Linked DNA regions of Homo sapiens: region 1 is linked to region 2. A link is a loop called in an ENCODE intact Hi-C map of the cell type or tissue named here. Cell type or tissue: endothelial cell of umbilical vein. All regions are shown on one strand. Each heading gives the region's core, and the rest is flanking DNA. Links, peaks and the distances in the headings are about the cores only. Region 1 overlaps SORBS2 (sorbin and SH3 domain containing 2). Region 2 holds the start of LOC124900830 (a long non-coding RNA gene).

What was found. Hi-C counts contacts between places; a loop is a spot of excess contacts. Peaks named below come from ENCODE experiments on the same cell type or tissue, not always from the same donor. Only the 100,000 strongest peaks of a DNase experiment are listed, where the experiment ranks them.
Region 1: it touches region 2 in a loop (2.7-fold over the local background); 8 of 110 quality-filtered maps call a loop at or near these places.

The regions. Positions count from the first base shown.
Region 1 is chr4:185,722,701-185,738,156 of GRCh38, reverse strand. SORBS2 (sorbin and SH3 domain containing 2) reads left to right here. Exons shown (of 27, transcript NM_001395207.1): 3 at 4,003-4,058. Among named protein-coding and RNA genes, the nearest start is that of SORBS2, 82 kb to the left of the region's middle. RefSeq lists an enhancer at 489-1,058 and a silencer at 8,579-8,776. In endothelial cell of umbilical vein, for the core only: no CTCF peak of the experiment used is centred there; a DNase peak (open chromatin) is centred at 9,036; H3K27ac peaks cover 1,085 bases.
Region 2 is chr4:186,012,343-186,027,798 of GRCh38, reverse strand. LOC124900830 (a long non-coding RNA gene) reads left to right here and starts at 4,834. Exons shown (of 3, transcript XR_007058420.1): 1 at 4,834-4,871; 2 at 15,264-15,456. It overlaps LOC124900829 (a long non-coding RNA gene), which reads right to left and starts at 10,487. Exons shown (of 2, transcript XR_007058418.1): 1 at 10,412-10,487; 2 at 8,918-9,346. It also overlaps the pseudogene RNU4-64P. RefSeq lists an enhancer at 1-689. In endothelial cell of umbilical vein, for the core only: a CTCF peak has its summit at 6,026; a DNase peak (open chromatin) is centred at 6,058.

The DNA of each region.
Region 1 (15,456 bases), core at 6,767-11,766, 290 kb after region 2:
AAAGTGTATGTGTCATCTCAAAGCTCCACATAAACAGGCTGTCTCGATTGACTTGGAAGTGGAGGCAGATGTTGAGGAAGGCGTGGACAGCACAAAAACATTCTGTGATTATTGCTTCTTGATGCCGTGGCTTCCCTCTCACTGTTTTCCATCCCGTAGTGTGTCCGTTTCACGAAGCAGTGTGGCTGCCATTGTGAAGGGACACCTGAGCGTGGCCCACACTGGGGAGCGCCTGTGCCCCTCCGCCTCCTCCCTGGAGCTCCCAAATGTGTTTCTGTAGCTGAGCGGAGGGTGGAAAGGTTTGCTTATTGGCAGGAAGCTTCACTGCACTGTTAAAACTGTTTTCCCATTTTACCTCAGAACTCAACATGAGGTCTCGATCTTTAGACGGTGGACAGACCCTGACTTCGTGAAGGTTTTGCATGGTCAATGGGAAAGTCCTTGCCTTCCTCATATCTGCCCACCACGCTGCGGTGCCCATCCCCGCAGAGGCAGCCGCCTTCTCCACGGCTGGCCTGAGACCCTGCTCACGGCCCCACCCCTCGGGTCCCCACCTATGCTCCGAAAGCAGGGTCTCCGAGCTCTCATGGGTCTCACAGGCTGTCTAGGTTTTGACCAGACAGTATTTTAGGTTTTATGTTTCATGACAGAATTCCCCGTTTCTCCCCACTGCCCACTTTATTTTAATGGAATTTCTTTTGAATTGCACCTGTATTGTCAGCACAGGCCTCCCTAAACGGTACAGCCATCCAGGGAGGGCGATGGTTCCAGTAAAGGAGCAGACACATTCCTGACCCTGATGGAGGAGACGGGAGACCACCTGCTCTCCACACCCCCTGTCCCCAGCCACTTTGCTTTCTCCTGCAGCCAGGCCTGGGCTGCTGCGGTTCTTTTCTATCAAACCTCTTTATACCCCCAACCTGGAACTTGAAAGCAGAGGAAATTCTAAGCAAGATTAACCTCTCCTTCTATCTTGCCTTGAAAACAGTAAGGAAGCAATGCTTTTGGAGCACTTAAATAATTGCTGAAAAGGGAAAAATCGTGGGCAATTCTGACACCAGTGAGCATTGCCAGTTCTTCCTTCAGGCACTGTTCTATAGGGAAGGAGGTTAGAAACTCAGATTCATGGATGTTGCTAAGAGCAACCCGGAACTCAGACATTTTTCACTGTGCTTTCCTTGGCATGCCAACTCGAAGGAGAAATGTTAGCAATGGGGCACAGGGAGAAACCGTGCCAGTAGGTATGGTATTGTTAGGTAAAATGGAGCAGCCTTGCTTGTTTGGGGAACCTTTCAGTCTCCCCAACTATGGACTATCGGGTTCCTGATTTTCCAAGTCCCTGCTGAGGGTGGGATGTTGTGTGGATGATGTCTTTCCCCTCTGCAGTGGTTGTGGCACACACAGACGTGTGAACCTTGACCACAGGCTCGACACACCCTGGTGTCATCGGGTGGGTTGTGTTCCAGTGGCCCTGAGCCAAGCAAGACCCCAGGAAAGACTCTGGAAAACTGAAGGGGGCTGGATGTCACCCACAGTACATACCTTGTGCCTGTAACGAAGCAGGCACTGGTTTCATTTAGGAAAGGTATTGTGTCCGAAGCCCCATTTTTAGACTGTTAAAAGTATACAAACAGAAACGAACACCGCCATCATTAACTGACAATCTGCCTTCTCTTCCTACTTTCTCTGGAGTCTCAGGTCTGCCCAGTAACCTCCAGAATGCCCAGTTGCTTTGTGGTCAGGCTTCTTTTACCTTTGCAGGCCCAGGGCACTCACAGACCAGGCAAGACTTTTAAATGAGAACATCAATTTGCTACTTGCTTTAATCCCACCATTGCCTTAGGTGCAAAGCACACTTTTTTATTTTAATAGAAGCCCAGGCTTGCACAACACCACCTTCATGAAGATTGGTCATTTCTGAGGATGACAAAACCACAAAGTTTATTGAGATTGCTCCTTCATTGACAGTCTCTAAGCACTTCAGAAGCAATGACAAGGCAAACTCTGTGGGATGATGACAAGGGTCCCTCGCGCTGCGGCAGTGGAGAGTGTGTCTGAGCCAGGCTGTCTGTGGGGAGACCCCACCCCACCCCTGAGACCTGGGTGACTTGGCACCTGTCCACGGCTCTGCTTCTCCATCCACAAATGGGAAATATCACAGGCCCTGCCTTGTGTGTTATTGATATAAGAACTTGGAAAAGAGCTTGCTGTAATAGTAAGCATGGTAGATGTTGGCTGCAATAAATAATTGTGTTGCTGGGAACTCAGCAACATTAGGATAATATTAAAAATAAAATTTAAAGATTTTTCTGGGATATGTGTTAATTGCAACGGTTAAATAAGGTAAACTTCATGAAGACATGTATAGAATTTTAGTTATCTATAGGTAAACTACTTATTTTAATTCATCATGGACTAAGGGGACAAAATTGCACCCACACACACACATACACACACACAAACGTACACACAGTAAATATTTTCATGATATCGTCTAGGGATGTCAAATTAACAAAAATTAACATAAAAACAGATGCATTTTCAATGAGATTATCATCAGATATTATTTATGAACAGCTTAAATAGAATGAAGACTTGGAAGGATTTGGGGGAAGGCTCGCATGTGAGTGTGTGTGTTTGTTTGTGTGTGTGAGTGTGTGTGTGTTTGCCCTTTTTTCCCTTTGTTTTCAGGATAGTTCCATTTAGAAAAAAAAGCTTTCCTACCAAATTTGCAGATATCTGCAAATAATATTCTGCCAAGAAGCAAAAAAAAAAAAAAATAGTTTACTCTGATTCAATGGAAGCGAATCTCCTAGGATGTCCTCCTAGCAGAGGACATGTTGCTGTTAGAGCACTGACGTATCTGCAGAAACATGCCTTGCTTTTCACCGTGAAATCAGGGCCATCCCTTGAAATAGGCTGATTAGGCAACTGTCTCATGAAGGGATATGAGGACCCCTGGCAAGTTCCCACCAGCCCCCAGGCAGCTCCCCACATCCCATGACCCTCTTTTCCTACCTGGTCTCAAATTCCTGCTCATTAGGTCAATCCTGTGTTTTGAAAATGCACAGGCCTTGTATAAAATTTCTTATAATGTGTCTGAGAGAGGAGTGTGATCCTTTTCTGTCTGCACAGTGTAGAGCCTTAAATGGTCAGATAAGCTGCTGCTGCAGCCATATAAGTTGTAGAGAGCAGTCCCTGAAAGGGAATTCCAATAGTGAAAAGAGTCTGCAACAGAAGATTGTTGCCAAATTTAGAGAAAGAAAGGATCCTCAAGAGCTGGTGTAATGATCAAGGATGAGGGGGACCTGAAGAGGCTTCCTTGCACCCTGAGTGGTTTCAGGTAGAGGGAAGGCTTTGAAGCCCCAGTAGGGAGAAGGCTATGGAGAGAGAGAGCATTTTGGGAGAGCTGACTTTAAAATGCTGGAAATGACTTTGCTTGCCTCTCACCCTTCCTAGCTCCCTCCTCTCCCCATCATCCTATGCAGAGTTGGAAAGGACTGGAAAAGCAAGGAGGAGGTGGGAACGGCAGATGCGAGGGATATTAACACTATGGCCTTTGCTGTGCTGCACCCTTCCATTCTATTAAAATGCTGACCAGTGGCCACACAGGAAGCTTTGTCAGAGGAATTTTGTATGAAATAGGGGGCAAGGAAAGAGGAACTGAATCAGCAAAACCAACCATGAGGCTGCCAATATCACCCTGCCTGCTTCACCCCCACCTAAAACCAACTCTGGGTAAAACAGCCCCAATTTCCCCTTTTCTATATAATTAGCTAATGGTGACTAATTGTAGTATGTAACAAACTAAAAACAGTAAGTATCCACCCAGTTTCCTTTCCGCGGTGTTTGTTCTGAGAAGTAGGTAGGTATCAAACTGTGTAAAGAAAAGAATATATGATGATAACGTTGTCCTCAGTTTGATCTCGCCGCTGTTTTGGTTGTTTTGGGGAGTGTGGGGCAGACCCCACCCACCTATTTATTGTGACATTTCTTTTCTAGAGCGAGAATAGGACAGACTCGTATACCATTCTGATCTGGGTGCATTTCTTCAGAAGGTACGCTGTCCTCACGGGAAACCGCCCGCCACTGCCTGGGTTTGGGGCTGATGAGGCCAGGAAGAAACTTAATGCGTGCACTCTAACAAAAAGATTTCCCAGTAAGTTAAGAAAATAAGACGGTGGGCACCAAAGAATATGCGCATGCCCTGACATCTCCTTGACGTTCACGTACGTGCCACTCCCAGCAGCATGTCTGTCTTGAGAACCTGCACAGACACCCTTGATTTAGGCTGATTGATTTGCAAGAGGGCAGGGGAACATCAGAGGAAATGAGGCCAGGAGAAAGCAAGGATATCAAGAGAACTCGCTTTTTTCTCCCAGAGTGATTGTTTTTGAATTCTTCACTCTGCCTTATTTCAGAGTGGAATAGCAAGCTGTAGGTCTAAGGCACATGGCGAAGAAACTGTAACTGATCCCCTTGTCCTAAAGCGCCTTCCTTCATGCTGCTTCTCCCTTCCCATGTAGTGTCTACCTCTTCTAGAGGATGCCTCTTGGTCACTGATGCTTCACCGGGGACCAGGAACGCCCTTATCCCCAAGCACACACCTTGTCTCAGCCCCTCCAAGCCCCTCCAGCCCACCAATGTGCAGTTTCCTGCTTCTCCACCTGGCTCTGCCCAGTGGGGCTCCAGAGAAGCACGGGATGGGCCCTTGCTCCAATGTCACTGTTCGCTGTTTCGGGGCCAGTGGGCGGACCCCCGCTGGCCTGCTGGCTCCCAGGCCTCCTGGCTCTCTCTTTCTGAAATCATCACACTCAAGGGTTATCTGGATTTTACCACCACCACATATCACTCATCTAACTCAGCATGGAGAAACTTACCCAAATCTATCTCCCCAAAAGCAAATTTATTTAGCTCTCTTACCCCTTCAAGTAGCACTGGTGCAGTCTTTGGATTGCAAAAGAAGAGACACCTAGAGGCTCTGTTTGAGCCACTGTATCAGTTTCTAGAGCGCTGCAACAAAGTGCAACCAATTGGGTGGCTTGAAACAACAGAAATCTATTGTCTCACACTCTACGTGGGGGTGTAGAAGTCTGAGATCAAGGTGTCAGCAGGGCCGGGTTGCCTGTGAAGGCTCCAGCAGCGAATCCTTCCTCACTTCTTCCCACTTCTGGTGGTTGCTGGCAGTCCTTGGCTTATGGCAGCATCACCCATCTCTGCCTGCATTGTCTCGCAATGTTCTTTCTATGGATCTGTCTCCAAATCTCTCTCTCCATGTAAGAATACCAGTCATTGGATTTAGGGCTCACTTTTCTCCAGTATGACCTCAATTAACTGGATTACATCTGTAAAGATCCTGTTTCCAAATAAGATCGCTCTCACAGGTACTGGGGGTGAGGAAGGACTTCAACATACCTTTTTGGGGAACACCACTTGCCCGCAATAGCTACTTTTGGATATTGGGTCATCTCTAAGCAAGAAGCAGCTCCAAATTGTCTACTGTAAGCTCAACACACAGCCTTTGGTTCCCAAACCCAACACTCATCCCTTCCCACATCTGCAGAACTGACCCACTCTGCAGGGGCCCCAGGAGGGGGCCTAATGTCTGTGGGGCAGGACTGACCCATGTGGTCCAGGCTATTTCTGAGTAAAGCCAGAACCCAGAGGACTAATAACCCCTCACAGTCACATAGGCACTTTGGTCTCCCTGAGAAATCATGAACCTCTAAAACCCTGGAAAATATCTATATGAATATCCACATAAGCCTGGAACTTACTTTTTCCTAAGTACTATGATCATGCTTGTAATAGGTGACTCTTCTCTGACACTCTCTCGGTCACACTTTGATGCTCTTCCTATTCACACATGCTATTGAGATTATCTTCCAAGGGAATGAGTTTTTCTAAAGCCTGATGTGTCCTCTTGATTGTTCTGACTTTGGAGAGTGACGGAATGCCTGGGAGTTTACTTATTCTCATGCACATAATTGAGAAGATCACCCATCTCCACTGAACTTTCCATCTTCTACTGATGCATTACTTTCAAAAGGAAAGGGTTAACTTCCTCAGTAGTAAATCAGGTTTCACATGTGCATATTTTGCAAAAAAGGAGGTCAGATATTGGAGCACAGACATCAGATTTTGAAATTTATTATCCACAAGTTACAATAATAATTTTGTGATACTCTTTGTCCTCCATCTGCACACTGATTTGATTGTATATCTAGAGTGAGACAGAGAAACAGACATATATATATATATATATATATATATATATATATATATATATAGAGAGAGAGAGAGAGAGAGAGAGAGAGAGAGAGAAAGAGAGAGACAGGCAGGGAGGGAGGGAAAGAGATAGGCAGGGAGGAAGAGAGAGAGACAGGCGGGGAGGGAGGGAGAGAGATAGGGAGGGAGGGAGAGAGACAGGCAGGGAGGGAGGGAGAGAGACAGGCAGGGAGGGAGGGAGAGAGGCAGGGAGGGAGGGAGAGAGATAGGGAGGGAGAGAGATAGGCAGGGAGGGAGAGAGATAGGCAGGGAGGGAGAGAGAGAGATAGGCAGGGAGGGAGGGAGAGAGGGAAGGAGAGAGATAGGCAGGGAGGGAGGGAGAGAGGCAGGGAGAGAGGGAGGGGGAGAGAGATAGGCAGGGAGGGAGGGAGAGAGACAGGCAGGGAGGGAGGGAGAGAGACAGGCAGGGAGGGAGGGAGGGGGAGAGAACACTTTCTAAAAGCCAGTGCTTGGTTATTGCATCAGAGAATCTCACTGAAAAAATAAATTCCAAGAGGCTTAGTTAGGTATGGCAGGGCAAAGATATTTTATAAATATTTTGGCAAGTAGAGACAAGAGAAAATGATGCGTGAGGTATTTTCAATAGAAGCCAATTGAGCTTCCTCATTTGCATGAAGCATCTGAGCTGTTTTCCTAAGTTCCAGTTCCTCCTCCTCAGGTGGGCAGCCTTACAGCCTCTGCATTTGACTCTGTCAAGATGAGACTGTAGTAAAGTGAGCTCTTTGTATCATTGATGAAAGAAAGAAAGGATTTAAATTAACCATTGGGACTGAGTTAAAATAAAATAAAGCTATAAAAAGATCATGGCTGCTTGACCATGAGAAAAACCTAGAAAATAGTCATTTGCATGAGTCATTTGTTCCCCGAGAACAGCATTCTGTTGAATGGTGTCCATGAGGAAAATGCTCAAATAGATACCATTGGTTTTTTAAAAAATTATTTCATCAGTAACAATGCAATTTGGGTACAGCCTGATCTGCAGCTACGTCAGGCTGCAGCCTTTTGAGGCTTCACAATGGCTGATACATACTCACCTGTTCCCAGCAGGCAGCCAGGTACCTGGATGTCCAGCTCCAAAGGCACAGCTGCATTTAACGCCTGGACCTGCCCAAGTCTGTGACCTCTGGGACTCTAGGGGCTGACCTGTTCCCTTGTTCTAGCTCTGGGATAGCCCAGTGCAAACTTACTACTGCAACCCGGTTGTCCTCTCCATGGCCTGCAGCTGTTCACCCAAGGAGTGCCTGAGCATCCTTTCTTGGAGGAACTACAAAGAGACTCGCTCAAGGACTTCCTGTCAGCAGCAGAAATGCTGAGTCATCAGTATTCTGTTACAGTTCATTGAAAGCAGTGCTGACAGTGGTGCGGCCAGATGGACAATAGTGAGAGCTCCAGGGCCCCAGCTCAGTGCTGCACACAATGGGTGACACCAAAGAAAAGCTTTTATTAAAATAATACAGTCTATAATGAAGAAATTAAATTTTACAAAACTTCAACCCACTCTCCAGATGATTAAATGAATTATTAGGAATATTTCTTTTCCAAAAAAAAAAAAAAAAAAGAAAGTATATTGACCTTTAAAAAAAAAAAATTAGAATTACACTTTCCTGGTTTGTACCTTGTACTTGCACATCATTGTTTGGAGAATATTTTTCCATATCATTAAAACATTCTTTGAAAATGTAAACTTCACAGATCGAGACCATCCTGGCTAACACAGTGAAACCCCGTCTCTACTAAAAATACAAAAAATTAGCCAGGTGCCGTGGCAGGCACCTGTAGTCCCAGCTACTCGGGAGGCTGAGGCAGGAGAATGGCGTGAACCCGGGAGGCGGAGCTTGCAGTGAGCCGAGATGGCTCTACTGCACTCCAGTCTGGGCGATAGAGCAAGACTCCATCTCAAAAAAAAAGAAAAAAGAAAATGTAAACTTCACTAGCTACAGAAGGAATTAGACAGTAAATAAGTAAATTACAATACACCCCAATGACAGAATACGAAACATTGATATCTAATGTTAGAGCCAAAAGTTCTTCTACACTGCGTGTTATATTTTTCTCACTTCCCTGAAAAAAAATTACATAAGTTGTACTGTACAAGAAATGTTTTCTTTTCTCTCTACAAAGTAGATCATGATAATTCTAAACTTAGGCAGAACCATCTGGAATCTGAGTCATTAGACTAAGTAGAAAGAAAAAGAGGAAAAGTAATGAAGCACTCCCCCAGGAAACTGAAGAGCTGTACTATTCCTTGTCTTTCACAGAGTAGAAATTAGGGAATCTGAGCAAATGTTAGACTGGATGATTTTCTGGAACTAACTGACCTCGAGTACACAGATCCACGTGGCTACAGAACTGTGGTCATCACTAGACTGGACAGTGAGGAGTGTTCTCCCCACATCAGCTCCATAAGGACGAAGCAGGCAGAGGAGGCCCTGAGAGTCTAGTTCCCCTTGTTACTTATTCAGAAAATGGAAATACGGATGGAAACCCTGTCTATAGTTCCTTACAGGGCAGTCCTCTGAAACCGGGGATTTGCTGAGCGGGCCCAGAAAGAGATGAGTAGAAAGTTAATGAAAAAACTAGATTTTCTCTCATTTTAAAATATGCAGACTTAAAAGTTAGTAGCACATTACCCTGAACAAGAGTTTTACTTGTTGAATACCAGTGGAACTTATACTTCACCACATAAGGAAATAAAGGAAAGTGGGAAATAAGAAGCAATTTCTATGACTCAGAGATCTGCCCTTCCTGTAGGAAGATGAACAACCGCCATTTATAGAATTCTTCTCATGTGCCCATTCACTGTGCTAAATGCATTACATCTATGATTTAATCCTCACAACAACCACTGGCAAATAGGTATTTTGTCATCCTATTTGACAGCTAAGGAAGAAGAGATGGAAGGGCTGACTTCATTCATTCTTCCACTTACTCCCCTCAGAAAACATGCATTTGGCTCCTCGTGTGCACCCAGCACAGTTCCAGGGCTGGAGATGCCACTGGCAGCAAGGCCATCATCTCTGCCCCTCAGGGAGCAAATGGCACATGCAGCTGGGGTTTGCATCTGGTCTGCCTGGCTCCAAAGCACTGAAACCAAACACTAAATGGGCGATTTAATGAGAAACCTGGGAGATGTCACCCTGGGAGAGAAGAAAATAGCATTGCATCTTAATTAATTTTCTCCCTGATCTGAGAATCGCCATGATTAACTTTAGAATTAGGAACGACTCCGATTAAAATAATGAGTGCTCCTGCGCATCCTTTTGTGATGACAGGTGAACACAGAAGGCATTCAGTTAACCAGATTTAGAAACAAGAGCCTGTGGTTTTGCTGCTTCACCAGAAATCATCTTACCGACCACCATGCTTACACAAAACAAATGGAGAAAGAAGTATTACCAGTTTTCATCCAGAGCATAAGAGATAAGAGCCATCAAGATTACTAGAGCTAGATGGAATGGCAAAGACAGGACCCTAGCAAAATACTTCCAACTGATTCCCATCCAGAAATACAGGGGTTTTTGGGGCAAGCCAAAAGCCTTAATCAACCCTACAGTCAGGTGAAAACATTTGCCTAAGTAACAGACGGTAGAACCAGAGCTTGAAAGCATGGAGTCCTGGTCAGGTTCTGTCCAGCACGCTACTCAGTGGACTTTCTCGGGGAGCACAGTCACTGGTTTTGCATAAAACCTTCCAGGCTCCATAATGGAAGGGAGAACCTTAGCTGAATCGAGTTCTTGGGCAGGCTGGATAGACCCGCAGACTCAGAAAGCAAGCACTGGGTTTTCACAATAGAAATATGTTTTTGAACATTCTAATAATCACCACAAAAGTTATTCTCCATGAGTTTACTGAAAAAAATCAATTATAAGAAATTGACCATGTATAGTTTTAAGTGTTTTTCAATGTCTAACTCCTAGTCAAGGATTATACCATAAGGATGGGTTTAATCATAAAAGCCAACCATATTCCAGTGAAAGTCATCAAAGAAAACATAAAATCTGTCTGGAGCAGATTCAGGGACAAACATTAATCAGTAACTCAAAACAGTGATTAAGGTGCATTTTTCTGAAGCTTTATTTTTTCTGAACAAGCTGTTTATCTTGATTTATGTTAAAATGTGTAGCAAACCTGGTCGTATCAAAATAAAATAAGCCTAATCATGGGACATTTTTGTAAATCATGCTTTTTGTTACAAAATGGTTTAATAACCTTGATAAATAGGGCTGGTTTCCTAATGAAAGCCTATTTATTTACAGAAGCTTGTTGAAATGAAGTTAATAATGTCTTCAGGCTTTTCTTTTTTAATGTAAACATGATCTGATAAAAGCTTAATTTAGTAATCTGATAACAAAGTTATTAACCTGTCACTGATTTCAGAACAATCAAATACATTGAAATAAATAAGATTTGCTAAGTATAAATGCCTGACACAAACGTATAGTTAAAAAGTCAATTACCAAATTTATTGAAATCCTTTTAACTTCTACTTGTATGTGAGTATTGTTACTTTGAAGGTAAATCATTGACAAAATCCATTGACTGCACCTATCTGGTTAGCTGTAATTGTGACGGCATAAGCAATAGGGTCGTTAATACAAACGTGGACAATCCTTAAGAATCTGTCCACTCTTCAGAGGGGATGAGAATTTGCTCTGATGAAACTATTTTGATCACATCAATGTAGGTTGAAGTGAATGACTCGTTTAGTAGCCATGGAAATCACACCAAGCAATACAAAGAGATGAGCACGTGTACTTCCAGATGCTGCTGCTTTTGTGGTGGCGTCTGTCCAGGGCTTCTGATCTGTTCAAAGCGTACTTAATGTCCCTAAATCCAAACTCGCTTGGTTTTGCTCTCCCTTTACACTGTAGTTGATTCTCTGTAATAGCCTCAAGTAAATATAAAACAAGGCAACCCAATACTTTACCCACAGGACCCTATGTTCCTTCCAGAAATGTGTCTCCTATTTAAAGATGCATGCCCAAATGTGCTAAAACAGACCCTCCTCCCGGATGCATCTCCATAGCTTCTATTTCTGAAATCCCTGGTTTATGTCCAGGCTTCCATACTATATTTGTGTCTATTTTTCCTTCATCTGTTTCTATAACTTTCTAATATATTAATATTTATACATTTGTAGAACAAACCGTGTAAGAAAAGAACATCAAGGAAATAAGCAAGCAATATTCTGGTTCATTCAAGCCAAGTCTAGTGGTGTAACAAAATATATTATATATATAATATATTATACATCTAAATATCCTTATGTTTCTGTATATGAGGTTTCCAGAACTATTGTTTGTTAGCTTAAGTAACAGAGCTTATACAAAGTAAGCATTGTAGGTTAAGTATCTTGGGGGAATGGGTCTTTTGAAAAATGGTCCCTGAAAACTTTGGTTATTATTCTATTTAAAGTCAAATTGTACTATTACATTCCTTTGATATTTAACCCATATTTATTGCAAGCCTGTTATACATAAGGTACGATGAAAGACACAGATGTGAATAAAGCATGATCCCTGCCCTCAAGAAAACACCAACATAAATAACATAAAGTAAGACAAGATGAAGTGGCACAGAAAAGGAACTATATTAGTTTAAATGAGTGAGAGGGATTTATGTGGTTTTCATAGGGGACTATTTTGAGATGGACTTCTAAAACTGTGTGTAATTTTAAGAGTAATTAGAGGTAATCTCAACGAATAAAACATCTCACAAAAGATGAATCAAAATCACACCTGCCTCGCCACACCAGTCATGGGCTCCTGGAAGGCAGGGATTCTTTTGGATTATCCTGACACTCCTACTACCCAGAAAATATCTGACACAATGTAGGCATCTGGTTAAAATGTGCTAATTAAACTCAAATGAAGGCTAAAACATGAAATGTACAAAAAAAGGAGCAACAAAAAGTTCAGTTTGACTAAAAAACAAAAAAAAACTGAGAAGGAAAATAAATTCTTGAAAATTAGGTTAGGATCATGTTGTGTTGGGCTTGGTTTAGAATTTATTAATAGATAATGTGAAGTCAGTGTTCCTTTCAAAATATTAGCCTTGCAATTGCAGCTTGGAATTAAAAGGAGAGAGATCAATATTAGGGGGAGAACTAGGGACAGGAGAGCCAATGAAAAGATTATTATGATAATTTATTTGATAAAATAAAATTAAAACGACAGAAATGACAAACCTGAAATTAGAAGCCATATTAATAAGTACTATATGAACAACAGCAAAAACAAAGATCAAGACAATAATAGCCCACATTTATGATCAATCCCTATGTCCAAGCACAAAGTTAGAATTTTGATTAATTACTTGGGGTTCTTGCCACACAAAGTCGTTACTCCCAAGTTTATAGGTGAGGAAATTGAAACTCAGAGAGATTAGCTATGTCAAAGAAGCTCTGCTAGAATCTATATTGGGATGCTAAATTAGACGGCAAGTATGTTTGACCCACTGGCATAGAGTTCTACATGGTAGGTGGCAGAACCCACATTTAGAAGCTTTCTCAAATGCCGCTTCTCCTTTGAACACAAGTGGGTAGTTAGAATATCCAACAGCAGTGTAATAATTCCAAACAAGAACCTCTGCAGCCTGGCGCTTTTTGCAGGATAATTTCCATCCTTTTGTAACTAATGGATTATAGCAGGCTGTGATGGTTTCTAGCTGTTGACCCCAAAAGGCTGAAGTTCAATATAAATATTAACAGGAGAAATGCTCAAAAATAGATCTGCCTAAATCCCTTTTTGAACTAGTCAAAGATTTACCATAATTGATAAAAGAAAAAAGCCTCTTCATTAAATGATAAACTGGCAACACCGTCTTATGTATGATTCTTTTGTTTTTAAGTACACTGAGCATGAAAGATATGCAAGGTGCTGAACTAGGAGCAGTGAGAGATAAATGGTGAAAAAGACACTATCCTTAATCTCACAGATGCTGCGGTGAGAGAAACAGACGTGAAGGAAACTAGTATTTAGCATTGCTCAAGGAAAGTGTTTTGAGAACACAGAAACAAAGAATAATCAACTCAGGAAAAGGAAAATCTTGAAAGATGGGTAGAATTTTGTAAATAAAAAGGTCAGGGAAATTCTACATCCAGATTCGGGAAACAGCATGAGCGTCCATGGTGGATTCCAGGGAGAGCAGATAGTCTGGCAAATTGAGAGAGGTGGCCGAAGACGAGAGTGAAAAAGGAGAATGGAGTCAGGTCATGGGGTGGCCTTGAGGTCACACTAAATTGTTAGAAGTTGACCTCTCAGACAGCAGAGGCCCCCCATACTTTGGCTAGGTATTAGGAAGAGTCCTCAGGCAACAATATAAATGACAGTGAAGAGAGGTAGGAAAGTTAGGTTAGAACACCCACCGGAGTTCTCAAAGGCAAACTCAGTCTCATCACCGGTTGGCCCATAGGATACTGTTTTGTGGGTTAATTCTGCAAATATCACAGCACTCTAGAAAATACTAGATTAAAGGATAACTGGTGGCTATGAAGACTATTAACTAGCTGCTCATCCTTTTGTCTTTTTTTTTTTTTAACTCTCTGGGCAGTGGAATATCCCAAGTATTCAATAAAAACATGCAAAAGTTGTCCCAGCACAGCTTAAGATCAAATTTATGGTGTTTCCACTCCCCAAACACCCAAACATCATCAAAAAAAAGCCAATACTGAAAGAAAATAAGAAACAAGAGGTAGGTTAAGAAACCCTGGATCTTTTTCATACTAAGCTTCTTTTATTGTTAACTTCACTTGGAAGTTGAAACAACGAAAGGCTAATTTATTAGACCCTTGAAAGCACTTCCTGCTGTTCAACAGTACAGAAATCGGCATGCCGAGTAGAGGAGGAAATAACTTGGAATGTCAGGTGCTGATCAGTAGATGCCAAAAACACTGAGAAGGGTTGCTTCTTAGTTATCTGTTCTTAATGTACATGGCACACCAAGAAAAGTTTGAAGTAAGCAAAGTGATTGAAAATATGTAGCTGCCACGTGGCTGGAGCCCATGGATTAATATACTGAGGTTCCTCTTCCTTATTCCCTTATGAGCCCAGGACCTTGACGTTCACTGAAGAAAGGTCAGCGTGCTGCCCTGTGTCTATGAATTACTTTCTTTCCTCAACTCCACAGAGATAGTGGAACTAGAAAGATGCCTGCTTTAAAAAAGAAACATTACAAAACTTCAAAAGCTGTTACATTTCCAAGCATGGATAAGACACACTCCCTACCTCAAGCCCCCAAATTCTGTATGCCTTAACAAATACTGGAAATTACTCTAAGGAAATGAATAGAATAAGACTCAGACTACTGCTTGGAGCAATCAGCATCTCTGCTCTTTCTGGCTATTTGAGTGCACTGGTACGGGCTGTCCTTTCTTCTCCCAACTTCCCTTAGAGCCTCTGAATTATTTTCTCACGAACCTCATGGAAATAGATTGCTCTGTTAAATACATTGCTTAGGTTTTAGCACATTAAAACATACCCTGTTCTATATGATCCATGATGCAAGCTAAATTGGTGCTCCTTCTCCAAAGACATAAAACTGTTTTCAAAGTTCTTAAGGGAGACAGAGTGAAACAGTCCTTGTCTCTGTGTTTTCAGCGAAGTTGCCACCATGCTACCAGCAAGAAGCCATCTGTGTTATGTCAGGTGCTTGCCTCTATGGCCAGAGTTGTGCCCCAAATACGATATGCTTTTAGTGGCTGTGGGATTTATTTTATTTTATTTTTTTTTAATGGTTATTGATTTATTACAATTTTATAAATTAATTTACTAATTTACAAATAACTTTCTGAGCTCTTACATGTGCAGGCACTGTGCTAGGCCTGTTACAAACTCTGGAGAACTGAGTTATCCCCATATACAGATGCAGATACTGAGGCCCTTTGGGGTTGGGTGACAGCTCAGATCGGCTGTGGGATTTATTAATTTCTCAGATGTTTGCCTTCTTCCCACTGTGATGACATGAATACAGCTCTGGCGCATTTTAGCTACAAAACAAAATAAAATTATACTGAATCTTAGAAAACTGTTTATTTTCCTGGGCACTTTGGGTAGGCTTTTGGGTGACATTAAAAGTGTTAAAAGCTCATGCTGCTGGTTAGTAGGCACTTAATATCAACAATATTATCAGTGATTCAGCCTTTAATTAAGAAAAAAGAGTCAACATTCT
Region 2 (15,456 bases), core at 3,785-8,784:
TTAGGATTATGGGAGGGGCCTGAACCTGCTAAGAGACAGGTGTTGTTCCTACAATCCCTAACTACTCAGGGGTCACGTGGCCAGGGGTCACAAGATTTGAGACCTTCTCAATTGCTCCTATGGATGACATCACTACTGTAGAACCTAAGATGGGTTTTCTGAGATGTGTTTCAGACACACCCCACCTGGACTCCTGACTCCTGACTCACCTGATCCTGTGGCTCCACCCAGCAGCTGACTCAGAGCACGGGGATTGTTTCTGCACCCTGTGATTTCATCCCCAACCAATCGGCAGCGCCCATTCCCTAACTCCCCGCCCACCAAATTGTCATAAAGACTCTAACCTCTGAGCCTTCAGAGAGACCAATTTGAATGATAGCTCCAGTTCTCCCATGTGGTCCGGCTTCGTGTCAGTTAAACTCTTTCTGTACTGCAATGCTGTGGTCTCAGTGGATTGATTTTGTCTGTGCAGCCAGCAAGAAGAAACTGTCTGGCAATCACAGAGGTGCCGGGTTATTTTAGACAACCAGCTCTCCCATGAACTGATACAGCAAGAACTCACTCATTACCATGAGGATGGCACCAAGCCATTCATGAGGGATACATCCCATGACCCAAACACCTCTCACCAGGCCCCACCTGCAACATTGGGGATTACATCAGCATGAGATTTGGAGGGGACACACATCCAAACCATATCATTTGAGGTCTCCTTGGCTCAGAAGGGATCCATTCAGTCGGTTGAGGGCTTAGAGTTTTAGTTTTTGTTTACACGAGGCATGAGCGGAACTTATAAATGAATGGGGCAGAGGAGGACATTAAATAAGTAAAAATAAACCACCATTATGTGTATTTTGTTTTGTTGTAACTGCTGTGGCACTGTAAAGGAAATGAACAGGGCCTCTGACGTAATGGTATTTAGTGGGATGAGAGGTGCAGTAGAAATTATGGACTGGCTTTTCAGCTCCTGTTCCAACCCATTTATGGAATCACTTTCTGAACTACAGCTAGAATGCCTGTTTGAACTGCAGAGGCAGAGAAGAAAGAGAAGAAAGAAAGGACAAGAGAGATGAAAGGGAAGGAAGGAAGGGAGGGAGGGAGGGAAGGAAAGAAAGATGGATGAAAATTACACTTCCCAGCCTCTTGTAGCTAAGGTCTGACTGCCCCCCATCCCCTGCTTTGTGAGTCTTAGGTGAAGAAAATGAACAGCATAGCTCTCTGCAGTGGCTGTATCATAGCCAATGAGGTTTATCCAAGGCATGATTATTGCTAATTGAAAATGAGCAGCGCAAGGCAGTGGACCTTGTGAGGAGTTGAGATATTTTCACACACCTGGTGACAGAAGCACTAGATTCTTCTAGACACCTCCGCCAAAGCACTTTGCCTGTTCTCTGGGCTTGTAGGGGCTGAGAGGAAGGTGGTGATAGTGAGCTTTCCACAAAGTGGTGTCACTTTGCCCAGCAGCTATTCCTCCTGCTTGCAAAGCTTCCCAGCTCCCTTCCCCATGGTAACCGCCTTCGCTTTGCATCCATCACAGGATCTTGCACCTGAGTATTTTCCAGGTCTTCCCCCAAGGACAAACAGCGCTTTTGCTTCTTCCCCTCCCCTGAAGCAGTATCTGTGTCAGGGACAGTAGCTGGATTGTCCTTCCCTGTCCAGATCTTCCTCAGGAGCACACAGTGGAGATGGTGGAAAGAGCTAACACTAGGTGAATGCAGGTTCTCCTTGTGTCTCAGGCCCACCGGGGCTTTCTCAACCATCTAGCACACAAGCTCACACTCAGACTTTAAGAATTTGCTACATTCTGGCTGGGTTTTTTGTTTTGTTTTTGTTTGTTTTGTTTCGTTTTGCTTTTTTTGTTTTTGAGACGGACTCTCACTCTGTCGCCCCCCGGACTGAAGTGCAGCGGCGTGATCTCGGCTCATGCAACCTCCGCCTCCCGGGTTCAAGCGATTCTCCTGCCTCAGCCTCCCGAGTAGCTGGGATTACAGGCGCCTGTCACTATGCCTAGCTAATTTTTGTATTTTTAGTAGAGATGGGGTTTCACCATGTTGGCCAGGCTGGTCTCGAACTCCTGACCTTGTGATTCGCCTGCCTCGGCCTCCCAAAGTGCTGGGATTACAGGCGTTAGCCACCGCACCCGGCCCATCCTGGCTGTTTTCTTCCAACCTGCTTTTACGGCTGCTCCATCCACCCTCCTCTCACACTCTGCCAAGGGTGAAACCATCTGTGCGGCCCGATTCTCCCCGAGGGACCTGTCACTCCTCAGAACTGACTTCACTTGCTTGCCTTGCAACCTCAGCTTTCTGAAGTGCTCAAGAAAAGTTGGCACTGTGAAGATCACATGGCTTTTCCTCCTTGCTAAGGTGGGAGTGACATCTTTGTAAAGCCATCTACATATGAAGTGAAAACAGGATTCCCTGTTTCTGTTTCAAGATCCCACATGGGTGGTCTGAAGTTTAGTTCCCTCCCAGCAAGGGATCAACAGCATCCATGCTGCCAAAAGCTTCAGAAATGAACTCTGTGTTAACTCCGCGCATCTTTGAAGGGCCTACTATTTGCACATCACTCTACGAAGAGCTGAGATACTGAGATGAATGAGGCACAATCCTTGTCTTACCCTCGCTCACAATCCTGGGGGAGGCAAGGCACAGAAACGAGCGTCATAGAGTCATGAGTGCCGCCCCGAGAGTGGGAGAAACACGGTGGGAACGTGCATCTGAATAAGTAGCAGGCAGGGGCATGAGGAGGCAGAGTTATTTGAGTTGCTTCTTGAATTTTGTGTAAGTTTTCTATACTGAGACAGTAAAGAGGCATTCACAGAAAAGTGTTCCTTCTATTTCTCATTCTCTGATACACAGTTCCATTTCCTGGAAGAGTTTGCCTGGATCAGAACTCTCTAGATCCCATAGGCTGACCTGGTCTTAGCCACAGTGAACTCTGTGTCTGCGTCCTGCAGGTGAACCCAGCATTTCGCAAGGTCAGCGGGTTCTGCGGTGGCAGTATTAATAATAGAAACTTCGCTGCATTTGAATAAAATCAGTATTTTTTTCTTTAAAAAGCTTGATGCCAATATCTAATCTGCTTTCTTTCATATTTGTCCTCTCAATATTTATTTTTATTTTATTTTTTTTTTTTATTTTTTGTTTGTTTTGTTTTTTGGAGACAGGGTCTCACTCGGCCCTAGGCTGCAGCTGGAGTGCAGTGGCGTGATCTCGGCTCACTGCGACCTCTGCCTCCTGGGTTCAAGCAATTCTCCTGCCTCAGCCTCCCGAGTCGCTGAGATTACAGGTGCCTGCCACCATGATTAATTTTTGTATTTTTACTAGAGATAGGGTTTCACCATGTTGGCCAGGCTGCTCTCAAACTCCTGACCTCAAGTGATCTACCTGCGTCGGCCTCCCAAAGTGCTGGGATTACAGGCATGAGCCACCACGCCCCACCTGTCCTCTCAATATTTGTATTAACCTCTATATTTGTTGTCCCTGGAGGGGTGGATGTCTGGATATTAGTTTATTTGTTGGAACCACTGGGGTGTATTTCAGCACTGGTCTGGAAAGAATGGAGAGGCTTCACCGCTGCCAAAGCTCTCCTGGTTCGGCCTCACCTGGACGGTCGACTACATCGGTGCCGAGACAGGAACGGTGCAGCCCAAACAAGGACTCACTACAGTCAGACGCCCACGGGAACAGGGCTCATCAGCCAAAATCTAGTCGTTTTGTGAAAGGTGAGCCTGCGGCACGTTGAATGTAGAGAAGAGTTTTAGCAGAAGGTGTCAAGTCCCAGGCGTTGGAGTCTGGGGATCAGTCTGTGAACAAACCCAGGCTCAGAATCTGGTGAGAGGGGCAGAACAGGAGCAGGAGCCAGGACGGGAGCTGGGTGCCCAGCTGGGCCAGGGTGGGCAGAGTCCAGCCCCGCTGTCCCCTTCACCACCACTGGAGCATCGTTTCAGAAAGCCGTGCACGTCATCCACACAAACACACACAGACCACAGCTTTAAAAGCGGAGCCATACTGAACAAAAAGAGCACAGTCAGTGTGCACGGCAGTCCACACGCATGGTGCAGTGGGATTTACTTTAATGTATTAAACGTGGTAACAATACACACTGGATGGCAACTGTCGGAATAGATATAAAACATGTATGTTACAGGCACAAACCTTGTGATTTTAAGAACTAGAGAAAGATTTTTCAGCAATTGAGAAGTTTCCCTTTTTGTGACCTACTAACTAATGAAACAGGTTGACAAAGAGAGTATCGGACTATAAAAAAGGAGGAAAGACGGATCTTGTAGGAAATTCTGCAGTTTGGTCCCACGTAGGCTGACACACCAATGTTCTCCTGCCTTGATATTTAAGGGTCCCCCTGGGCCGGGGTCAGTGTGTGAGCCCTGCCCTGTACAATTCAATTCTGTTTGCAAACTAAACTGCTGGCCCGTTTGTGGTTGCCTTGGCACTCCTACTTAAGTCTTTTGCTGTTAATATTTTGAAATTTTGAATAAGTATGAAGGTAAAATAGTTGTCAACATTTGCCGGATATGATCTGTTTATATTATTTTATTTATTTTATTTGTTTTGAGACTGAGTCTCGCTCTGTTGCCCAGGCTGGAGTGCAGTGGCCTGATCTTGGCTCACTGCTCCCTCCGCCTTGTGGGTTCAAGTGATTCTCATGCCTCAGCCTCCTGAGTAGCTGGGATTACAGGCTCCCACCATCATGCTCCACTAACTTTTTTTTTTGCTGTATTTTTAGTAGAGACGGGGTTTCATCATGTTAGCCAGGTTGGTCTCAAACTCTTGACCTCAACTGATCTGGTGCCTCGGCCTCCCAAAGTGCTGGGATTACAGACATGAGCCATCGCGCCTGGCCACCAGGTATGATCTTAACTATTTTAAAGGTCATTATAAAAGAACTTTCCTTAAAAATCACTTTAAGCAAATGTTTCCTTATTAGAAGTGTTCCTTTGCATCCCATTTCCCTACTGAAGCATATGAAAAGGCATTTTCTCTTGTTTTGTTTCTGAATCTGATATTTCATTGAGAATATTTTTCTTGCAAGGGTGAGAAAAGTCACTACTCTGTTGTATAATTTGAAGCCAAGTATTACCATCCAATTTTTATCCTAACAGAGCAAAAAATTCAGCCATCTAAGTATTTATGATCATCCCCTTCTCAGTATTTTAATAGCTTGAAAGCAATTTTAAGCAAATTGGTGGTGGTATCTGGTAGCAAATATAACCTTCTCCAACGTAGGGCCCACACTCCCCATCATCCATTTCTGTCTGTACCAAACACACGCATGCTTATGGTAATGGTTGTGCAGAGGCGGCTGTCCTGTGTGGCTGCTCTGGAAATGTGGGTTATACCATCCTTGAAGAGAATCCCTGTGGGTGAATTATAAGAGGTTGAAGACACATATTGTCCAGAGTTTAAAGTCACAAAAAAATAAAGCATTTTCTTCGTGGTAAGACTTATCGGTAGGGCTAGAAAGGACGTAATTACATAGAATATAAATTATGTTTTCATTGCATGTATATAAATGGTGATGTTATATATCTAGGTAAAAATCCTGAAACATAGAAGTGAATTAAAGAAGTGTTTTAAATAACAGATAAATGTGCATTTTCCTCAATAATAACTCATTTATTCAGTTTTATACTTTTACATTGTTTTATGCTTTTATTTGATTCTCATCATAAGTCTATGAGGTGGACAAGGAGATATTGTTTGCTCATTTAGCTGATGACAAATTACATGCATATTTAATCAAGATAGAAAAATCTTGATTCTCCCTTGGCAAAGCTGAACTAAGGATAGATTAAATACATGCTGCACTGCCCCAAAGACCAGATAAAACCCTGCAGCTGTCATTACCCAGACAAGGGAGGCAAAGCCAGGATGATTCTGCCCTGGATTTTGTGAACTGTGTCAATCCATTCCCTTTGCTTTGGGAGTGGTATATTGCTCTGGGAATCACTGACAATATGGGAGGAGAAATAAAAACAAGCTTCTTGATTTCCAGTTCTGATCTCTGAGCGCTAGAGGACAGTATTGTTCTCTGCACAGCGCGCGGAGAACCCGTTCTAGGAGAAGTGATGGGACCCCCGCAGTCAGTATACCCCACACCTTCCCAGGCTGGGCCTGGGCCATACGGATCAGGGATGGGATGTGGCTTTGCATCTCCAGTTCCAGATGGCATCTCGTTCCCCAGCCCTGTGCATTCACAGAGCTTTGGCCTCTGTACTGAGTAGCGTGGGATGTATGAGGGGAAAGAGACAGTCTGTTCATTTACATGTTCTGCGTTGGGGTTTCATTACGTCTTTTAGCCCTTGAAACCTCTTCCTAAGTGATAAGCTATCAATGAGTGATTGTTATCATAGGCTCAGAGATTTTTCAGCCTGATTTATTTAAACTCTAGAGAAAGGAAAACAGGAGATGATGGCTTTGATCATGCTATTTGCTATTCTGAAAATTACAAAGGGAGGGGAGAGAGAGAAAAAAAATCTCTGCTCCCCTAATGAACTACTATATAAAAACTGCTATATAAGAAGATACGCGGTGCGATCCCCAGTGTAACGTACTTCACTGATGTTCAACATGCTTCCGTGGGCGTGTGTGGGTGGAAAGATGTTTCTTGTTACTGCCAAACAATCCAGTGTTTCTAGAGATAAAAACAGCCTGTAAAAGTTTTCTACTGTGGAGAATGACAGGCTTTGTGGCCTATGTGATATGTGCTCTCTATAGTCCAGATGAAGACAGTAACTACTGATCTGTGAAACCTCTGCAACACAACGGGGCTGCTCACGGCCACACGCCTGGCCTCACAGGTGACGCCTTCGCCCTCCTCTGGGTTCCCTGTTTCTCCCTCCTCCGAACTGAGCATCTGTCTTCTTCTGACAAGTACTTTCTGCTACCTTGTGCTTCAAGTCAATTTCTAGAGACACCAGATAGATTTCAATTCTGTAAAGATTTACTACGAATCACACAGTGCTGGACGACGTGCTAACACATATTCACATATGATGCTGGCTCCAGAGCTCAGTAAGCTGAGCACCTCCAACATCCCCCTCACAGCCATGGCCTGTCCTGCAGGTGCTGGTTTCTGCTGCAGACACAGGCTCTCCAGGCAGCCCTGTGCTCTTTGCAGCTATTCCTGGAAGCCTTGGGACGTCTCACCGATGCCCTCCATGTTCGGTTCTGCACACCTGCCCTTCTACGAGTCTCTTCTCTCAACGCCTCCTTACCCGGTTGCTGTCCATATTGCAGAAGAGGGCAGGGCCCAGGGAGCTGAATCCCGGCAAGTCCACGCTGCTGAGCTCCCAAGACCTTCAGTAAAGTAGGATTGTCTCTTTCACACCTAGCCCTGCATCCACCGCCATCGACCCAGGGTAAGGACCAGCACATGAAGGCCAAACTCCTTCCCTCGTTTCCCTTTACACCCATGTCTGCCTGTGAGAAGCCCTGGCTCATTCTCCTTCAGCCACAGGCCTCAGGAAGTCTCCTCCCTAGCGGTTGTCTCAGGCACTCTGGGTTCCAGCATGGCCTACGTGAAGCCTTCCTTAAAAGTGACAGCGCAGGACGTCCCCACTCAGGAAGCTCACACTCACGACTGTGCCTCTTCCTACACTCAGTAGAGTAAACTGTTTACAGTAGATGCTGACCAAGTGTTAGGTGAGAGTGGTGACGATGAGTGTGGAAATCTGCCTTAATTTTATGAGTTACCAACCTGTCATTGACTTCATGTTCATTCTGGCAAGAGCTAAGAGAGATACTATTGAGTATTTTAACACAGACTTCACTTGCTTGGGTGAACTGTAGACAGAATCCATCTTTAATGACCTATTTCTGTTACTGAACTGAACTGGTGTCTGCTCTCCTGTGGGGTGAGGCCAAACATCCACACCGTGGTTTGCAGCAGGGGAAAGCAAGGTGTTTATTTGCAGGATGCCAAGGAAAGAGAATTGGGCAGCTTACAATTGAGACCTGACCTCTCGGTGGCTTACAGGTAGGAGATTTTAAATCTGGAGAAGCAGAGATTGCAGGCAAAGAAGTCAATTAATATATTGAGGCTCTATATTGGTTTGGCCTAAAAAAGTAGGGTGTCATGAAGCAGGGTTCCACAGGTCACAGGTGGATTCAAAGATGTTGGGGTTTGCAATTGGGTAAGGAGGTGAAGCTTTATCTAAATACCCCATGACTTTACCAAACACCCCATGACTTCAACTCCCTTGGTTATTGTTTTAAGCTACTATTACCTTCTTGCTGGTCAAGTTGCTCATTTACTCTTCAGGGATAGCTGGGTGCCTGGAATTCCCCTTGAAGAAATTCAAGATTTTTCTTTCATGCTTGAGGGACTTGCAGGCCCCTAAGAGGGATCCCTGCTCTGTCTCATTTCTAATGGTTTGTTGTTAGGAAACCTCTCTAATGAGACCATGAAGTTCTTGAGGTGAAGGCACTGATCTTATATCTCTCCTTTTTTTATCTTATTGTTGTTACACACACTCTCCATAAACTCCATTTTGAGAAACCCAGGTTTCAGCTGCCACTGCTTGTGTTTCTTGCTCAATCCCTCTTGTGTCCATCTCCAACAATCCTCTCTCAGAGACATCCTTCAAATCTTTGCTAAAATGTCACCTTCACAAAGACCTTTTCTTACTGTCTTATTTAAAGTGGCAGGCCTCCTCTCCCCCATCGTGGCATCATTTTACCCCCTGGCTTTTATCACCACCTGACATGCCATATATTTTCACCTTGTTTATTGCCAGCACCCGCCTACCCCACTACAAAATAAGCTCCATGAGGGAGCTTTGTCTATTTAGTCCACTACTGTATCCTCAATGTCTGCAAAAGTGTCTAGCACATAATCAACACTTCATAAACAGGTGTTGAATAAATAAATCCATCAAGCATTTCACACAGCATTTTCCCCAAAGCAGGCAGTTAGGAAATATTTATTTGAGCTAACACAGCTATGTTTTCATCAGTTCAGGAAAGTGGAAGGTCAAGGGTCACTTATAGAAGGTGCCACCAGAGCCTAGGGTAGCTCACCAACTGTTAAAATCTCCAGAGAAGGGATAAATGCAATCTTGGGGGGTAGCAAAACAAGCAAAGAATGTTTTGATATGAAGTCCTTTGGAATTGGAATTATGGAAGGCCCTGGAACTAGCTGAGCTTCTAGGATGATTAGTGGAGGATTTCAAAACCATTTGCACTGCAGTTCTCTTTTGGTGGTGTCAGGCTTCCAAACCAAAGACATGTCTAGAAATGCAGGACAGCATATCACGGGGACCTCTGTAACAGCAACAAAACCCCATGGATAGCATGTGACGTCATGGTAACAAAGCTTCATGCTACAAAACACAGAGAGATAGAGGGTGTTTAGTGGGATAACACTTTGCAATAGTAACCGTTCTTGATATTTCCTTTTTTTTTTTTTTTCCCACCTGGGAGACTAGATATGAATTTTCCATTGCCCAAGTGTTATTTGACACTGCAGAATGCATGTGTCTAACCATGTCTTTTTATTTTATGTATATTTATGGTTTGACATTGGAGTCTGGCTGAGCCTGGGGGGACTGGCAGTCAGTTAGCTTACTACTGTCTCTAGTTAGCCGATTCCTAGAGACAGTGAAGGACCCCCGCCTCCAGAGAGAGCCTTTCAAATGCACATGAACCAATCCAAAGCCCATGCCCCTAACCACGTCCTCTACTGGGGATCTCAAATTCAACATGATTCCCCCTGCCCTGATCACCCCAAACCAGGTACCAGACAGTTAGGGACAGGCCCTATGCCCAGAGTCTGCTGAAATTATTCAAGCTCTCCACCCTGAGCCTGCTCACCCTGCCTTGCCTGCTCCTTCCCATGGAATCCTCTCCCCAGCATTCTCCCCCTGCTCACTCTGCCTCCTGCCTGACCCGGGTGCTACCCGTGTGGCCACACACTGTAGGCGCTCACTCCTCTTGGCATCTGTGAGCATCAGACTTTTTTTTCAATGGTAGTCATCTCCTATCTACTGGTCTTGCCCTATCAAAATTATAACAAAACCTGTGCTTTAAAACAGTATAGGGAAGAAAAGAAGTTAATTCTTGGCATTTCAGGGCCTCTGTAGCTGCGGTACTGGCATATGAACAAACAACTACATTAACAACAAAAAAGATTGGAAAGGATGCACATTCTAAAATTTGGAGAAGAGGAAAGAAGAAGAGAGATGTGGAGGTCATAGGGCGGGCCCCAAAACTGACCTATTCATGCCCCTCTGCTCCCTTCCCCAGGGCTCAGCTTGAAGGAAGAGGTCAGGGTGCTGAACGATGGCCTGAGACACCCTAATAACCAACACAACCAACACCCCTTCTCTCTGCAGGTTCTCTCTGCAGCTCTAGCACCTGGCATCCTCAGACATCTTCTTAATACTCACGCAAGTTCTACAGATGAGAAAATGAGGCTTCAAAAGATGAAGACCACACGATGACTGAATGGATGGTGCTGAGTTATAATAGCAGTATCTGTCATGTATGGGTTGCTTCCTATGGGATAAGCACAATGATGCCATTTCATTTTATCCACTCAATGGCATACACTGGGATAGCATAACAATAGAACACATGGGACTCTGAATTCTGCAGGCTAGGTTTAATTCTGTTTCTGCTACATAATAGCAAAAGAGTTCATCTTGATTCTGCTACATAATAGCAAAACAGTTCATCTTGATTCTGCTACATAATAGCAAAACAGTTCATCTTGCTTTAAGTCATAAGTCACGGCTCCGAAAAGGACACCCCAAGTATGGCCTTGACCTGCTGAGGACTTTGAACTAAAGGGCATTGGAAAGCCTCAGAAGCAGCCTCAGAACCAAGTCTCTGACCTTCTCCTGCCCTCCTGTCTCTCGCCCCTCATTCCCCCAAGAAGTGAGTCATAGAAACCAGAAATCCTCTTCCCTAAAGCAGGTCACGGAAACTAGAATCTCTTTCCCCAAAGCCAGCCATTAGAAACTAGAATCACTACTGGAACTTTCCCTGCCTTTCTGAGTAAGAGCTGGCCATAAAGAAGTTCTCTGACTTACTTTCCTGAAAGTAGGTTATAAGACCCTCATTCCAGAAGGGGCCCTGCCCTACACGCAGGAAGAAGGAACGCCACACAGGGAGGCCAAGAGGAACCCAGACAGGCCCAGCTGGGTCCCCCTCTGTCTGTCACTGTCCCATCGCTCCCTCTGTGTCCAGTCACAGCTCCGCAGGGCTACCACTCTTCATCAAATCTAAGCATAGAAATGGGCAGTTTTCCCTTGGTTCTTTGGGTCTTCATTTCCTAAGGCTCCCATGTTATGTAAAACTTTGATTAAACAAATCTGTGTGCTTTTCTCTTGTTAACCTGTCTTTTGTTACAGGAGAATCGGCAGTGGCCCCTTAGCATGGTGGCACACGTCTGTAATCCCAGGTACTTGGGAGGCTGAGGCACGAGAATCACTAGAACCTAGAAGGAGGATGTTGCAGTGAGCTGAGATTGCACCACTGCACTCCAGCCTGGGCAACAGAGCAAGACTCCCATCTCAAAAAAAAAATTAAATTAAATAAAAATTAAAAAAAATTAAAACTTAGGCCTGGTGCGGTGGCTCATACCTGTAATCCCAGCACTTTGGGAGACTGAGGCAGGCAGATCATGAGGTCAGGAGTTCAAGACCAGCCTGGCCAACATGGTGAAACCCCGTTTCTACTAAAAATACAAAATTAGCGGGATGTGGTGGTGCATGCCTGTAATCCCAGCTACTCAAGAGGCTGAGGTAGGAGAATCGCTTGAACCTGGGAAGTGGAGGCTTCAGGCAGCCGAGATCGTGCCACTGCACTCCAGCCTGGGGGACAGAGCGAGGCTCCATCTCAAAAAAAAAAAAAAAATTAAAACTTAAGTAAAAATATAAATGAATTGAACCAGGAAAGTTCTTGCTGTGAATGTGACATTTTGCCATTTTTTTATTTCTTATCCCTTCTCTTTTACAAATTTCCCTAGATTTTGAGGGTAAAATTATCTCACTGTAGTCATATTTCTGTCTTCATGTTTTACTCACCTCCAGAGTATGTATCGCTTTCCAACGTGTGGCACATCGTCTTTTATATTTTTAGTTTTGTATTCTTTGTCTCCTCTCTCTGGAATGCAAGTGCCTGCGGGCAGGGCTAGCTGTCGTTTGATTCACTGCTGTCACATTGGAGTGGAGAAGTGCCCAGGATGCAGGAGATACTCAGTAAACGCTACTGACTGAGTAACTGTGAGAAAGAAGAATTCTATAGTGGAATTAACAGAGCTGTTCCCGATTAGTGATTGAAACAGGACTATGTGTGATCTGAGAGGACAGAGACGAGGAGATGGGACCGAGACTGAGTCACACAGTTCCCGCACTGGCCATTCTGTGGCTCCCTTAGCCCAGGGTAAGCAGGTTGAATCCAAGGAGGAGAAAGGGTGACATCCATTTAACATGGGCGGTGAGATCGCATGCAGAGGCAGAGAGGAAAGACACAAACTCACAGAACAACTGGCTTCCAAGCATTGCTTTTTCTGACACTTCCATGAATTCAATGCAACATTAATAACTGTCATCCCTACTGTGATGGATCAAACTTCAAATAATAGGACACATGCGCTGACCAAATTATATATCTGGGAAATAGTGGGTTTAGAACTTTCTCAGGCCGGGTGCAGTGGCTTATGTCTGCAATCCCAGCACTTTGGGAGGCCAAGGCGGGTGGATCACCTGAGGTCAGGAGTTCGAAACCAACCTGGCCAACATGGTGAAATGCTGTCTCTACTAAAAAATACAAAAAATTAGCCAGGCGTGGTGGTGGGCACCTGTAATCCCAGCTACTCGGGAGGCTGAGGCAGGAGAATCGCTTGAACCCAGGAGGCGGAGGTTGCAGTGAGCCGAGATCGCATCACTGCACTCCAGCCTGGGCAACAGGAAACTCCATCTCTTAAAAAAAACAAAACAAAACGAAACAAAAAAAACTTTTCAAAGAAATCTCTTATCATTTGAATATCATGACATTTCCTTATTAATAATTGAAGAGCAAAAATTCTAGGTATTTTATGAGTTTAAATAATGTGCTCTCAAATTTTTATTGACTGAGTGCTCTGTTCTGTATTTCCAATTAGGGTAGAATTGTGCATCTGATTATGATCAGTGATCAATGATACATTTCATAAAATCGGTGGCACCCAGTGTTGGGAGGGTCCCATATATCATTTCATCTGTTCCTTATGTCTTTGGGTACAATAAAAAATCGAGTAAAAGGGTTGTGTGTGTGTAAGAAGAAAATAAAATATTTATTAGGTCTTCTTTTATTTTAAATCTTTAATCAAATCCACAGCCATCCAAACTAGCATATTCTATGTCCCTAGATTCTCAGAAATAAATCTGAGGAAAGCAAAACAAAATTAAAGAACATCAAGTTCTTACATTTGATCAGTTGGTTGAATTCACATGAATATTTACATGTGGCATTGGAATGAACTAGTGAGGAAGGTGTTGGTTAATCTATGTGGAATCCATATGAATTTTGTAGATCATTAAAATAATAGTGGAAATAACAGAGGGCCTTAAACCTTGAAGAGATAGTGCATCCTTTTCACAAACTCTGTTAAAAGCACCGTCTGTCCCTTTTAGTACGGCAAGCGATTGCAGAAAACAGTAGGGAAACACAAGGTAAATCAGTTTTCTTTGTTGTTCGAGATTATTTTCTGAAAGTGTTTAAGCTGGTTTCCTTTAATAAAGAAAATCTCATGCTAAAAAATGTAAGCATTTGGCATGTCTTTCACAGAGGGCTTGGAAAACAAGTCCCCTCTATATCATACACCTGGAGTGTTTAATCCCAAATTTGTTAATGTATAGACTTGATGATTTAAATGATAAAACTGCAGACCTTCTTACGGAATTGAATTCATTGAATTCTTTCTAAAACATCCCACAGGAGGCACTCATTTAACTCTGACTCCTTTCTTTGCATTTACAGCCTGGAGAGTTAAACAGCAAAACCTGGATGGGAAAACCAGGGTTCCCAACTGCGAAATTTAGGAAGTAACAAGTCATCATCTTCTGCAAAGTGAGAGGGAAATTTTCAGAAAGCATTAAACAGTGACTTTCTTCTCATCACAACTTAGGGCCATTGCCAGATGTTTGTGCCTGGCCACAGTTCACGTGGGGAGGAGACAATTCTGGCTGACTAGCCACTGTGGGAGGCATTCATCCTGTAGATGTTCTGGAGGGTGACAGATCTTCAGTTTCAGCATCACACATAACCGGCTAGAGGCAAATTTGTAAGGAGACATTCACTGCTTGAGATGTGACTTACTATCTGTAGACAGAGAAACCAGATTTTTCTATAGCTGTAATAAATGCCCTTTATCAAGAAAGTGGCTAGCCCATTATAAACTCATTGGAAGAGACAAAGAATTTTTAAAAAGAGAAACATGAAGAAAAAAATATATAGGTCAGAAATATAGGGTCAGAAATATCATCCCAGATACTGTGTTCACCAGTTCCCAGAGACGGGGGATTTTGGTCAATGCCAGAAACAAATTCATGTAACTTGTAGCTTGGTTGTGTGTGTTTACACAAGTGCAAGAGGTGACTCCAGTGTCGCTGTGTGGGCTGGTTCCATTTTCCCATCATTAGACTTCTCGTGGTTGCGGAAGAGACGGGTGAACTTGGTGTCCCACGTCTTCGGCTTGGGGGCAGCTTCCACTGTGATATTTTGCTTCCCATGTCCCCAGAGTGTGAACCTGTCCTCACTTTCCCATGGGACGGTGGCCACGCTTGTGTGTGTGTGTGTGTGTGTGTGTGTGTGTGTGTGTACGTATGTTCCTCCTGGTCACCTTACAAGCCTGAAAAACAGATAGGGTCACACTAACAGTGATGACAGTGCTGTCACTGGCACAGGACACGAGCATCCTGCCAAATTCTCCCGAGACACTTTTGAAGGTCACTAGGTGTGTGTGTGTGACAGAGAAAGGGATGGCGGGAGCAGTGGGTTTCACTGTCTACTCAGAACCTGCAGACCTCAGACCTCCACATGGCACGCTTCGCTAATTCTGCCATGTGCCAGGAGCTGCGACCCTTTCTTCCCACCTCAGACTCGTGGCAAGGCACTGACGGCCTCATCCTGCAAAAGCAAATGAAAGGTCATCTGTGGAGAAGTGAGGAGCATGTCGCTTTCGTAACTCCATGTTCCTTTCTGTTGGCTAGTGCAACCTCAAGTCACTGAGTTTTTTTTCTTTTTTCTTTAAAGATGTCCGTCTCCCAGGACCAAGTCTGTGGATGTGGGGACGGAGCTGAAAGGCAGGTGCCTTGCTGCACTCAGGTGCACGACGCCTCCCACCCCCATGATGAAGGCTTTGTTCCCAGCGGCTTCAGCTGCCTGAGTCCTTCTTCGCTCGCACTGGGCTCCTTTACGTGAAGAGATCTCCGGTGGCCTCAACAGT